Linked DNA regions of Homo sapiens: region 2 is linked to region 1. A link is a contact called in ENCODE Hi-C or POLR2A ChIA-PET data. All regions are on one chromosome and are shown on one strand. The core of a region is the stretch at or near the end of the contact, and the rest is flanking DNA. Distances in the headings are between cores, read along the strand shown.

Evidence for each region. Hi-C counts contacts between places; a loop is a spot of excess contacts on that map. ChIA-PET counts read pairs that join two places held with the same protein, here RNA polymerase II (POLR2A). Pooled maps may share reads with other maps.
Region 2: a loop to region 1 is called in a pooled map, with 5 times the contacts of the local background. The contact joins the enhancer-like site here to the promoter of PAXBP1-AS1 in region 1. A Hi-C loop is called at or near these places in 8 of 50 pooled maps. POLR2A ChIA-PET finds 5 or more read pairs at or near these places in 4 of 52 experiments (CD4-positive, alpha-beta memory T cell, WTC11 and activated T-cell).

Annotation. Positions count from the first base shown.
Region 1 is chr21:32,726,380-32,731,759 of GRCh38, forward strand. It overlaps PAXBP1-AS1 (PAXBP1 antisense RNA 1), which reads left to right and starts at 1,735. Exons shown (of 4, transcript NR_038879.1): 1 at 1,735-4,282. It overlaps SYNJ1 (synaptojanin 1), which reads right to left and starts at 1,634. Exons shown (of 33, transcript NM_203446.3): 1 at 1,567-1,634; 2 at 393-538. The coding sequence starts at 516. RefSeq lists enhancers at 840-1,340, 1,341-1,841 and a silencer at 1,306-1,805.
Region 2 is chr21:33,358,226-33,363,608 of GRCh38, forward strand. It overlaps IFNAR1 (interferon alpha and beta receptor subunit 1), which reads left to right. Exons shown (of 11, transcript NM_000629.3): 11 at 1-1,639. Among named protein-coding and RNA genes, the nearest start is that of IFNAR1, 36 kb to the left of the region's middle. RefSeq lists a silencer at 2,998-3,292. Within about 2 kb of position 3,591, at least 31 of the 41 ENCODE cell types and tissues checked have a DNase peak (open chromatin) inside an H3K27ac peak, as active enhancers do.

The DNA.
Region 1 (5,380 bases), core at 485-2,984:
ACAATATTGGATAATATTAGATAATACCTACTACTATAACTGACCTACCAGTAAATATGTCAAGCAAGACACTGTATGGGTTTATGTGATACATGATACAAACTGAAACAATATTTCTTTGGAAAAAACATTTACTTTTAGAAGCAGCAGCAGAACCCAAGAAAGCAAAATCCTGCAACCAAAACCTGCATCTCCCTGCACCCCCTCAACAAAAACCTGTTAACAAAAAGTTTGCAGGAAAATAAGTTTGATTAAAAGGAAATACAAGCATAATCTGCTAGAGGAAATACAGTGAAAGGGTTGTCGGGCTCTTTTCTAAAAAATGGTTGCATCTGAATTGTTTCAAATCAAAACAGAGACCATGACAAATTGGGCTCTAACAGATGACTTACAGAGCACAGCGACAGCCCCAGACTCGAACATGAGACATTCTTCCTTATGCCTAGTTTCCACTATGAGGCTGAAAGGTGGGGGATCCAATTTGTGATAGATCCGGAATCCTTTACTGAACGCCATTCTCCTTTCTTCGGAGGCAGCCCTGCGAAAACCAAGCAAAGCAAAGCAAATGAAGCTGATGTTTCCTTCTGCAGCAAGGACTGCAAAGCATCCAAAAGTCCCTCCCCGCCAGGTTTTGATGGGGGGTTGGGGTGGGAAAAAACAGACAGCTCTGGGAGAAAATGGCTTTTTCCAAAAGATAAGTCGTCACTTAATTTTACCAAAAAGCAAGAGGAAAAGCTATCAATTCTCATACCAAGGCAAGACAAGGTTTTAGCACTGTAAGTCAATCAACGGTCTGGTTGAGTTTCCCGTTTAATTTATGCTTACTGAAAGGAAAAATTTTGAGCGTATTTCGTCCGGAGCTGTTTATCAGCTTCCTGCTTCAAGATCTGTCACTACGTTGAAAGGGAACCTATTTGGAAACTTCAAGCAGTTCCTTCGAGGTGAAAGGAGCGGAGGTGGGAGGGAAGGGTGACAAGGCTGGTTCAAAGCTCCTTAGGGGGCAGGAGAAGGAAAAGGATTATCCCACGCGACAGGCTCTCCCGGGGGTGGCGATGAAGGGCAAGGGAAAAGGCACAGGTTACCGCCGCCTCTCCTGCCCCGGGCTACCGCCGGCTGGGGGGACGGCAGGCGGGGCCGATAAATACGAATGGCCACCCGGGAAGAGTCACGACTCGGGGCACCGACCCGACTGGGGCTCCTCGGGGGTCCCGGGCAGTCGACTGCCCGGGAAAGCGGCTCCTTCTCGGAGAGACGGAAGAGCCGAGCAGCCCAAACCCTCCATTTATGCGCCAGAAGAGATACCCCGGCGCCCAGGCGGATTCGGTTCGTTCCCGCGGGCGGGCTGACAGCCGCTGTCACCACAGCCCCCAGCCTGACGCGGCACCCCGCACAACCAGTGGTCTGCTCACAACCCCGCCCGTCCTCCCGCACCCCGGCTGCTCGCGGTCGCCCCTCACCGCTCCCGCTGACGCTGCGGAGGCAGAGACTGGTCTTGGAGGCGTCCGCCCGCCCGGCTGCCCGTGGGTCTGGCCGCAGCAGCTCCCCGCCCCCCGCCGGCTTGCTCACCTCTTCCTCCGGCTCCTCCTCCTCCTTCTCCCGCAGCCGCCGCCACAGCCGCCGGGAGCGTCACTTCCGCTCCAGCAGGCCCATCTCTTCCGCATTGCGCCGCGGCCGGGGGCGGAAGATCCGCCCCGCGCGAGGGAAGGGGCGGGGCATCAGGAGGGAGACCACGCCCACTCTGCGCCGACCGGCTGGGCCTGGCACCCGCGGGCGGCCCCAGCCTCAGTCTCCAGCTACCTTTGCCTCCTGCGGCCGCCCCCAGGCAGAGCTGCGATCCCACCGCCGGGGGTGCAGGGAGAGGGAAGATCTGGCCTCCTTGGTCCTTTTGCGTGGGCTCTTCAGAGCGTGAGCGCCGGGGAGGGACTCCGGAGAAAAGCTTGGGGGGCTGCGTATTGCTGCTCCCCAAGCTGGGCGTCAGGACCAACCCCGCCGCCCCCACGGGCCTGACGGGAGAGGAGGAAGGGCTCGGGACGGTCGGCTCGCCGAGCCAACCAGGTGGCGCCTGAAGAGCTGTCCATGGTGTCGACAGCCCAGCAAACGGCACCGAGTTCCTAGTCTGAGTGTCTGGATAGGTAGCAGAAGAAAAACTAATGCCTGCTCTGGGACAGTTCTGTTCGGTGCCTTTTCTTGTGTGTTCTGGAGCTCACAGGGTTCTATCGAAGAGTGCTTAGGTGTATACGATGGAGAGTGGGACGTCACAAACCAGGATCTCAAGGCTGAGTCCAACAAAACATGGCCGTAGGGAGGCCACGACAGCTGTGGTTGTCACCGACGGATGAATAGCTTTTGCCAACCGTGGAATTTAGTAACTAAAGGCACCTAACCCTTTTATCTCATCCTCATTTTTCAACAAATGGTGCTTCCTGGCTAATATCAGCGTGTCCCATAGATTTCTGCTTCCATTGAATAGACCTAATAAGAAAGAGAATGAAGTCAAAGCCAACAGGGCAGAAAGAAATTGAAAACCTGAAGAACCCAGCACTCAAACTGTCTCCACTTGCGTTTGCTTTTTCTTTACCTCTTCTCCTTCTGGTTTTCAACAGCCAAAGCAGGATTTAAATTTGGTTATGTTGCAAAAATCATTTCCCTCTTCAGGCCCTGTCATGTGACTTGATTTTTTCGTCCATTTTAGAGAAGCTGTACCCACCCTGGTTTCAGGACACGGAACTAAATTTATTAGAAAAGAAGCCACTTCAAGTCATGAAGGAGAAACACAAAGATTCTTGGATTTAGTTCTAAGAACTAGAGGGGATTTCTATGTCAGTACTGTCTCAGAAAAAACTGTTGATATCAAATGTGTTGCTTGAGAAGTACCTTTTTTTTTTTGAGACGGAGTCTCGCTCTGTCCGCCCAGGCTAGAGTGCAGTGGCGCGATCTCGGCTCACTGCAAGCTCCGCCTCCCGGGTTCACGCCGTTCTCCTGCCTCAGCCTCCCGAGTAGCTGGGATTACAGGTGCCCACCACCACGCCCGGCTAATTTTTGTATTTTTAGTAGAGACAGGGTTTCACCGTGTTAGCCAGGATGGTCTCGATCTCCTGACCTCGTGATCCACCCGCCTCGGCCTCCCAAAGTGCTGGGATAACAGGCGTGAGCCATCGCGCCCGGCCGAGAGGTACCTTTTATGACAACTGAAATCATTCAGTTTCAAGAGGAGTTGGGTACTGAAACCAAACTTGCTTACTCCAAAGCCCAAAATCCTTTCCACCATGCCTGTGTGTCTGTAAGGCTACACTAGAAATGCTTCCTTTCTTATAGTGGGAAGCATGGGTACTAAGCTCTTTTACGAACAAGTGTTCTGCATATTCCTGGTTCCTTTTTATTTTGGACTGAGGAGATTTAGGTCAAAATTTCTGGGTTCTGGGTTGGAATTCCAGCTTCTTTCTTCAAATTAAACTGGGGGGTAGCAAGACTTATTCCTAGATTTGTTAGAAGGCCACAGCTTTTCCACATCTCATTTTAGTCATGAAAAAGACACATGCCCAGAGTTTGAAAAACATAAAGGCAATTTGACTAGTGGCTTGATTGGTTCTATCTTCTTTTTCTTGTCCCTCTTTCCTATTTATACTTCTACTTTTGTTACAGCATTTGACAATAGTTGGAAAAATTTTCACTGACCTTGAAATGTCTTTGGGATAGGGTGACTTAAAATATAGGTTAAGTGGCATACACAAACTTCTTAGTGAGATCCTAAGGGCCTACAGAGACAGGCTGACACCAACTCAACCCTTGAAACTGTGCAATGAAGAGCCTGTGGGAGGCTAAAAAACGCTACTTCAAAAAGAGATCCTTGTCTGTGAATGTTAATTTAGGTTTACAGATTTGATTAAGGGTCTTGAGATTATTTTCAATTATCCAGGTGGGCCCTAGAGCCCTAGATGCAATCATAAGTGTCCTTATAACAGGGAGGCAGAGGAAAATTAAACACGCACACAGGAGAGAGAGAGAGAGAAAAAAAAGTGATGTGAAGACAGCAGCAGAGATTGGAGCGATGTGGCCATAGCCAAGCTATGTCAGCAGCCATCAGAAGTTGGAAGAGGCAAGGAAGGATTTGAGCCTAGAGCCTTTGGAAGGAGCATGGCCCTGTTGGTTCTGGCCTCCAGAACTGCAAGAAAATACATTTTTGTTGTTTTAAACCACCCAGTTCATGGTAATTTGTAACACCAGCTACAAGAAATTAACACAAGGCTGATGTGACTTTCCATCAGGAGAGAGACAGCCCCAGGTAGGTGTTTCAGATATCACATCCAATAGAACAAATTAAAGACAAACACCCTAAATTCTAGATGTTGATTTGTGAGCAAGTTATTTCTCCTATGGGCAACTCTAGTTGAAATATGCAATTCATTATGTTGAAACATGGAATTGTTATTTTCATAGGTTAAAAAAAAATCACATAGTGGCAATATAGTAGTAGTGCTCGTTTTTTGTTTTTTGTTTTTTTGTCAAAAATGCTAGACAACATGGAAGATCAGGGAAATATTAACAGTCTGATTCAGTAACCTTTAACAGCTTCTTTTCAGGTTACACAGGCTAAGCTAACTTTTATATCAGGATCAGGATCTGCAGAGTTATTAGTATAGTGCTCTGCAGATCCTGGTCCTAGTATAGCAGGATCTGCAGACCCTAGTTGTACCTGGCCATGTTCCCCACCAATGACTGAGAAAGAAATGGCTCGAACAGAAAACAGTGGTCTTGAAAGGCAACGCAACAGTAGGTTACAAATAGCATTAGCTTTTTCTTTAAAGAAATTCATTGTAACCAGTGAAGGATAAGATTTTAAATTAGAAAAATGGAAATCCTATGAATAAAAAACTAGTAAGCTTGAGAGCAGAATCACTGTGGAAAAAAAACAGATTGAAAAATAACTTGCAGGTATCATAGACAGGAAATTGCCACTAGAGAAAACAGGAAACTTGTGATAGATAAAAATGAAGTATTTTCATTTGGAACAAGAGACCAACTGAAGAGAGATCAAGTGAAGGGGGTTTATTTTAATGAAACACAAAGATTCTTGTGGAAATCAAAGTGCCGGAGCCAGAAACAGGGCTCAACCTTCAAGATTAGAGCTGTATTCAAGTTGTTCAAGTTGGCTCTCGGTCCCAAAGCAACAGCAATGTCACTAAGGTTACAAGTAAAAGGTAAGCTTTCATGATCAAAATGTTTTTGCAAAGTAGCTTAAAATGGTTTCTGCAGTGTTTTGTCAAAACTTTTCTCATACATTTTCCTAAAGATATTTAGCAAGAGCCTAAGAAGTCATGTGCTAGGGATTTTCATTGTACTGAATGATTGTATCCTTTAAGCCGCTGCTGGAGTTAGGACT
Region 2 (5,383 bases), core at 2,341-4,840, 630 kb after region 1:
GCAGTTGCATTCCACTCTGCATTATGTTCTACATGTTGCTTTATCAGTATATGCTTAGCTGTAAGTGACAAGTATTTTTTCTGAACAGAAGTTTACTTAGAAATACCATGCACTTGGGGGTACCAATTAACCGCCTGAAAATTAGCATATTGATAGTTCTTAGAGAGACCAGATATAATCTAAGAATTTATATGAAAGATTTGTATCATTAGAGCCAGAAATAATTTTATATTAATATATAATACAGATTAACATTATATATAATATGTACCTGTGTCACTTCTGACATGAGCCTGTAAACATATATTCATATATGTACCTGCACATGTACCCACCTGATGTAGGTCTTATTCCTTTAGTATGGACTTAAAGTACTTATTCATATACCTTGTAACTAAAAATTAGAACAGCTCCCTAGAATTGTGAACTTTTAAGAGTCTGACTAGAAATTTGCAACTTATAAAAAAGTTACTTTTAAAAATATAAGTTAGGGCTAGGCACAGTGGCTCATGCCTATAATCTCAGCACTTTTGGGAGGCCAAGACAGGAGGATCACTTCAGGCCAGGAGTTCAAGATCAACCAACCTGGGTAACATGGCCAGACCCCATCTCTATTTATATATATATATATAAAACTTAGAGTTTTTATCTTCCCCTAAAAGAGGCCGTGATATTTGCAGCAGCCTCAAATTGCTCTTAAGGGGTTTAGGTGTGCAGAAGCTTTCCTTTCCCTACCCAGTAACCATGTGACTACTAACGTGGTATATTGATTTATTTTGTTTGCTGTCTGTCTCCCCTGCCCCACTGCTGGAACAGAGGCTCCAAGAAAACAGGGACCTTATTATTCATTACTGCATCCCCAGTAATGAAAGTACTTAGAAAATAATTATTGAATGAATGAAATCTAAACTGTGAACCTGAGGGTGTTTGTGGCAGTGTTTGTTTTACTGAATTGTAGAAGGACATAACCGTGTTTTCAGTGTTTCTATGGAACAAACTTGTACATTTTATTTCACTTGTGTTTTGTCTTAAACCCTACTGCTGGAAACAATTTTATGTAATAAGCAATGGGCCCAAAAGTCTAGGAGTTTTTTTGTACTTAGTGAATTTGTATGCAACAGAGATGCTGCAGCTGATGCCTTTAAAAGGTATTCATCATGGAAGAGCTGAGGCCTGTGCTTGGTGTTCCAGAGCCCAGGGTTGAGCATCCTGAAGGAGCCACTGCAGCCGTCACTGTCCCCAGAGCCTGTGGAGATAGAGCCTGTTTGCTGCTTTTTCTTCCCGCTCTTAAGACATGGCTGGAGCTCAGTCTTCATTGAATGAAGTTTGCTGTGGTATTGCATAGCCTTGCTTTCTTGAACTAAACTGTTTGCCCTTCACAAGTAGTTCTTCTTTCAGGATTAGTTCGTTCCAAGGAGGCTCTTCAGTCTCACAGATAAGTAGATCTCTCCTGCTGTCTGGACACATTTCACTCGGAAATTGAATACAATTTGTATTCAGGCTGGGAACCTGAACACACACTTGTGTTTTTAAGCTTCCCTTTTTTACAGTGGACAAGGACACAAATAATAAATAAATCATCCCTAATGCCCAAGAAATGCCCTGGTACTTAGTAATAACAAAATACCAGTAACTTCCAGTTGTTTCTCACTACCTTTTTTCTTGAGTAGGATGATAATAGAATTACAACTCTTGAGGGCAACATAAATATAGGTGGATATTTGTGGTATGATATTGATGGAAAAATAGCAATCTTTTTCTTTACCTGAGGGGAACAAAGGCAAGAGGAGAATTCGATAGTTCTCATAACAAAGGATTTCTGAGTTTTCCTCCCCTTTCTGTGATCTGTCTCCACTTGGAACTCATGTTCTAGCAAAGGACATTTTGTGGGTGAAGAAGTGATTAATGATTAGGATGAAGAAAATGTTGGCAGTTCCAGCCTGGCCAACATGGTGAAACCCCGTCTCTACTAAAAATACAAAAATTAGCCAAGCATGGTGGCATGTGCCTGTAATCCCAGCTACTGGGGAGGCTGAGGCAGGAGAATCGATTGAACCCGGGAGGCGGAGGTTACAGTGAGCTAAGATCGCACCACTGCACTCCAGGCTGGGCGACAGAGCGAGACTCCATCTCAAAAGAAAAAAAATGTTGGCAGAGAAGATGTTCTGTTGTTTTTTTTTTTTTTTAAGGTCTTGAGAAAAGGGAGGAAGTTGAAAAATTTTATCACTCAATAGCTGGATTAAATTAAACATTACGTCTCACAGTGACTCACCACCCTTGAGCCTCCCTCCCAGATTTTCTGGATACATCAAAGTTAAGAAGAAAAACCTATTTTCCTATCTTTCCAGTAAAAGGACCCTTTTTTCTAAACATAGTCCTTAAATATATAATAGGCTTTTTGTGTACTTGACTCTGTTGTCTATTCCCAAATTTTATAATACTTTTAATATTCTGGAATTGTACTTAGAGAGATTATTCTAAATGTTGTAGTATAAAAGTACATCATCCACTCTGAAATCTCCCTAAAAGAACTCCACTGCATACACGTGGAGAAGTCATCATGCCCCATCTGTGTCTGTACCTGCGGGTGTGTCTAGCATGCTCCCTAGGGAAGGGATTTTATACCATTTGCTTATATTTATTTGGCAAGCTCCATGAAAACAAGGACTGTTTTTTAACTTTGTGGCTGACACTTGGTTGCCTAAGTGTTTAACGGTGATTGAGCGGGGACGTTGACGGTACAAACACTGATTGAATTTACCACTGGAGGGCAACAAGTCACCCTGTTCAGGCTGACAATCGGTTACTATTCAATAATTCCATTCCCAGAAGATACGCCAAGTATGTTTATACAGGTGGTTTCTTAAAGTTCTGTTTGTGATTATCTCGTCTTGAGCAAATGAGGAAAGGATGTGAAGAATCTGGTGTCCCCATGATCTCACCCAGAAATGGTTTGGTAGTTACAAAGCAAGATAGAGCAGTTGAGCAAATACTTAGCCCATCTAGTCCTCTACCACTACCACCTTCGCCTTTTAATGAGCAGGACTTTGTAGTAAGCGAGTTGTTGAAAAGGAGCTCCACATACTTAGTAACAGCCTCGGAGCGGATGGAAAGAAGTAGGCATTGCTGCAGAGCTGAGATGAACCTGCAAGGAGACAGCCTTGGCCCCAGGGAATGATCACTGCACTGCGCCCCCTACTGGCCTGGCTGAGATGACTAGCTGTGATTCCCTCCTTAGTCTCACCTGTTGAAGATGGCGCAGAACAGTTACAGCCATGATCAAAAAAGATAATTAATACTTTAGTGTCTCCTGCCCTATCCGCCCCCAGGGAGAGGCCAGACCATTCAGGGTGCCAGCTGGAGGTTATAAGGGTGGAGTGTGGAGACAGTGTTTCGTGTCACTACTTCCTTTTTTTTTTTTTTTTTTTTTTTTTTTGAGACAGAGTTTTGCTCTTGTCGCCCAGGCTGGAGTGCGGTGGGGCGATCTCGGCTCACTCCAACTTTCACCTCCCAGGTTCAAGCAATTCTCCTGCCTCAGCCTGCTGAATAGCTGGGATTACAGGCGCCTGCCACCACGCCCAACTAATTTTTCTATTTTTAGTAGAGAGCTTCCTGATAGCTGAACATGCAGAGGCTGCTGGGAAGGGCATAGAATCTCTGCAGTCCTTCTCACATACCTTATCCTATGTATCTCTTCATCTGTATCCTTTGTAATAGCCTTCATAATAAACCGGTAAACATAAGTTAGTGTTTCCTCTAGTTCTGTTAGGCAATCTAGCAAATCAGTTGAACACAAGGAGGGGGCCATGGGACCCTCAATTTATAGTCATTCAGTCATAACAGGTAAAACCTGGGGCTTGCAATTGGCATCGGAAATAAGGGGGCAGTCTTGTGGGAATGAGCTCTCAACCTGTGAGATTGAAGCAGCATGGTTGTCTGGGGTAATACGTGTGGTTTGTTGCCCCACGCCAAGGAAATCGAGGATGGGGACACAAAAGGAGTGGGTTCAAGAGCGGAAGTTTAGCAGGCAAAAGAAAGAAGAGACCTTCCCTGTGCAGAGGAAGGAGTCCCGAACAGGTTTCCGGGTTTACAGCGAGATGCGGTTGCTTTTATAGATGAGCTTGAGGAAGCGGTGTCTTATTTACGTAGGGCACAGAGGATTGGTTGGACCAGGTGTTCCATTTACATAGCACAGGAAGAGGCTGGCCATCCCACCCTCATCTGTTATTATGCAAATGGCACCTCTACCTAGCCCAGGCCTTGTTGCCTGCTTTTTTACTGCACACGTGGCAACAAAGAAAAGGGAAAAGGGAACTTCAATATTGAATATACCTGACTTCCAAGTATCCCTTTCCTATTGGCACAGCTGCTGGCATTCGCCTATGCAAGCTTCCAGTTTGCTTATCTATGTTTGCAGCTTGAGTTTTCAGGCTCTTTTTGTTAGAAAAGAAATGATTTGGGGCTTCTTTTTATTAAAAGGCAAACCTTACTGAGGACTCTTTTATCCTCACTAACTGCCTAAATAAATTTTGTTTAGGTGTTGTATCAGGATCTGATGCTATCTCCAGGTAGACAGTGTCAGAATTAAATAGGAGGATACCCAACCAGTGTCTGCTGCAGAATTGATTGCCTTCTTGTTAATGGGGAGAAATCACTACGCATTTGGTCACAGAAGTCTTCTGTGTTTATTGTTGTGGCATGAGAGCAGAGGAAAAACGGTTTGAGATTTTTCCCCTCAAAAACATAGGGGAAATCTTCATGATATTGGACTTGGCAATGATTTATTGGCTATGACACCAAAAGCACAGACAACAAAAACAAAAGTAGACAAATGGGACTACATCAAACTTAAAAACTTCTGCATATAAAAGGAAATAATCAATGGAAAAGACAACCTTTGGAATTGGAAAAATTATTTGCAAAATATTTGCTTTGATAGATTAGCAGATAAAATGTGGTGTTCACATGCCACGGAATATTATTCAGCCTTTAAAAAGAAGGAAATTCTGAGGCCGGGCGTGGTGGCTCACGCCTGTAATCCCAGGACTTTGGGAGGCCGAGGCGGGCAGATCACGAGGTCAGGAGATCGAGACCATCCTGGCTAACACGGTGAAACCCCGTCTCTACTAAAAATACAAAAAATTAGCCGGGCGTGGTGGAGGGTGCCTGTAGTCCCAGCTACTCGGGAGGCTGAGGCAGGAGAATGGCGTGAACCCGGGAGGCGGAGCTTGCAGTGAGCCGAGATCGCACCACTGCACTCCAGCCTGGGCGACAAAGTGAGACTCCGTCTCAAAAAAAAAAAAAAAAAAAAAAAAGGAAATTCTGTCATGTGCTACAACATAGGTGAAGCTTGAGGACATTATGTATGCTATGTGAAATAGGC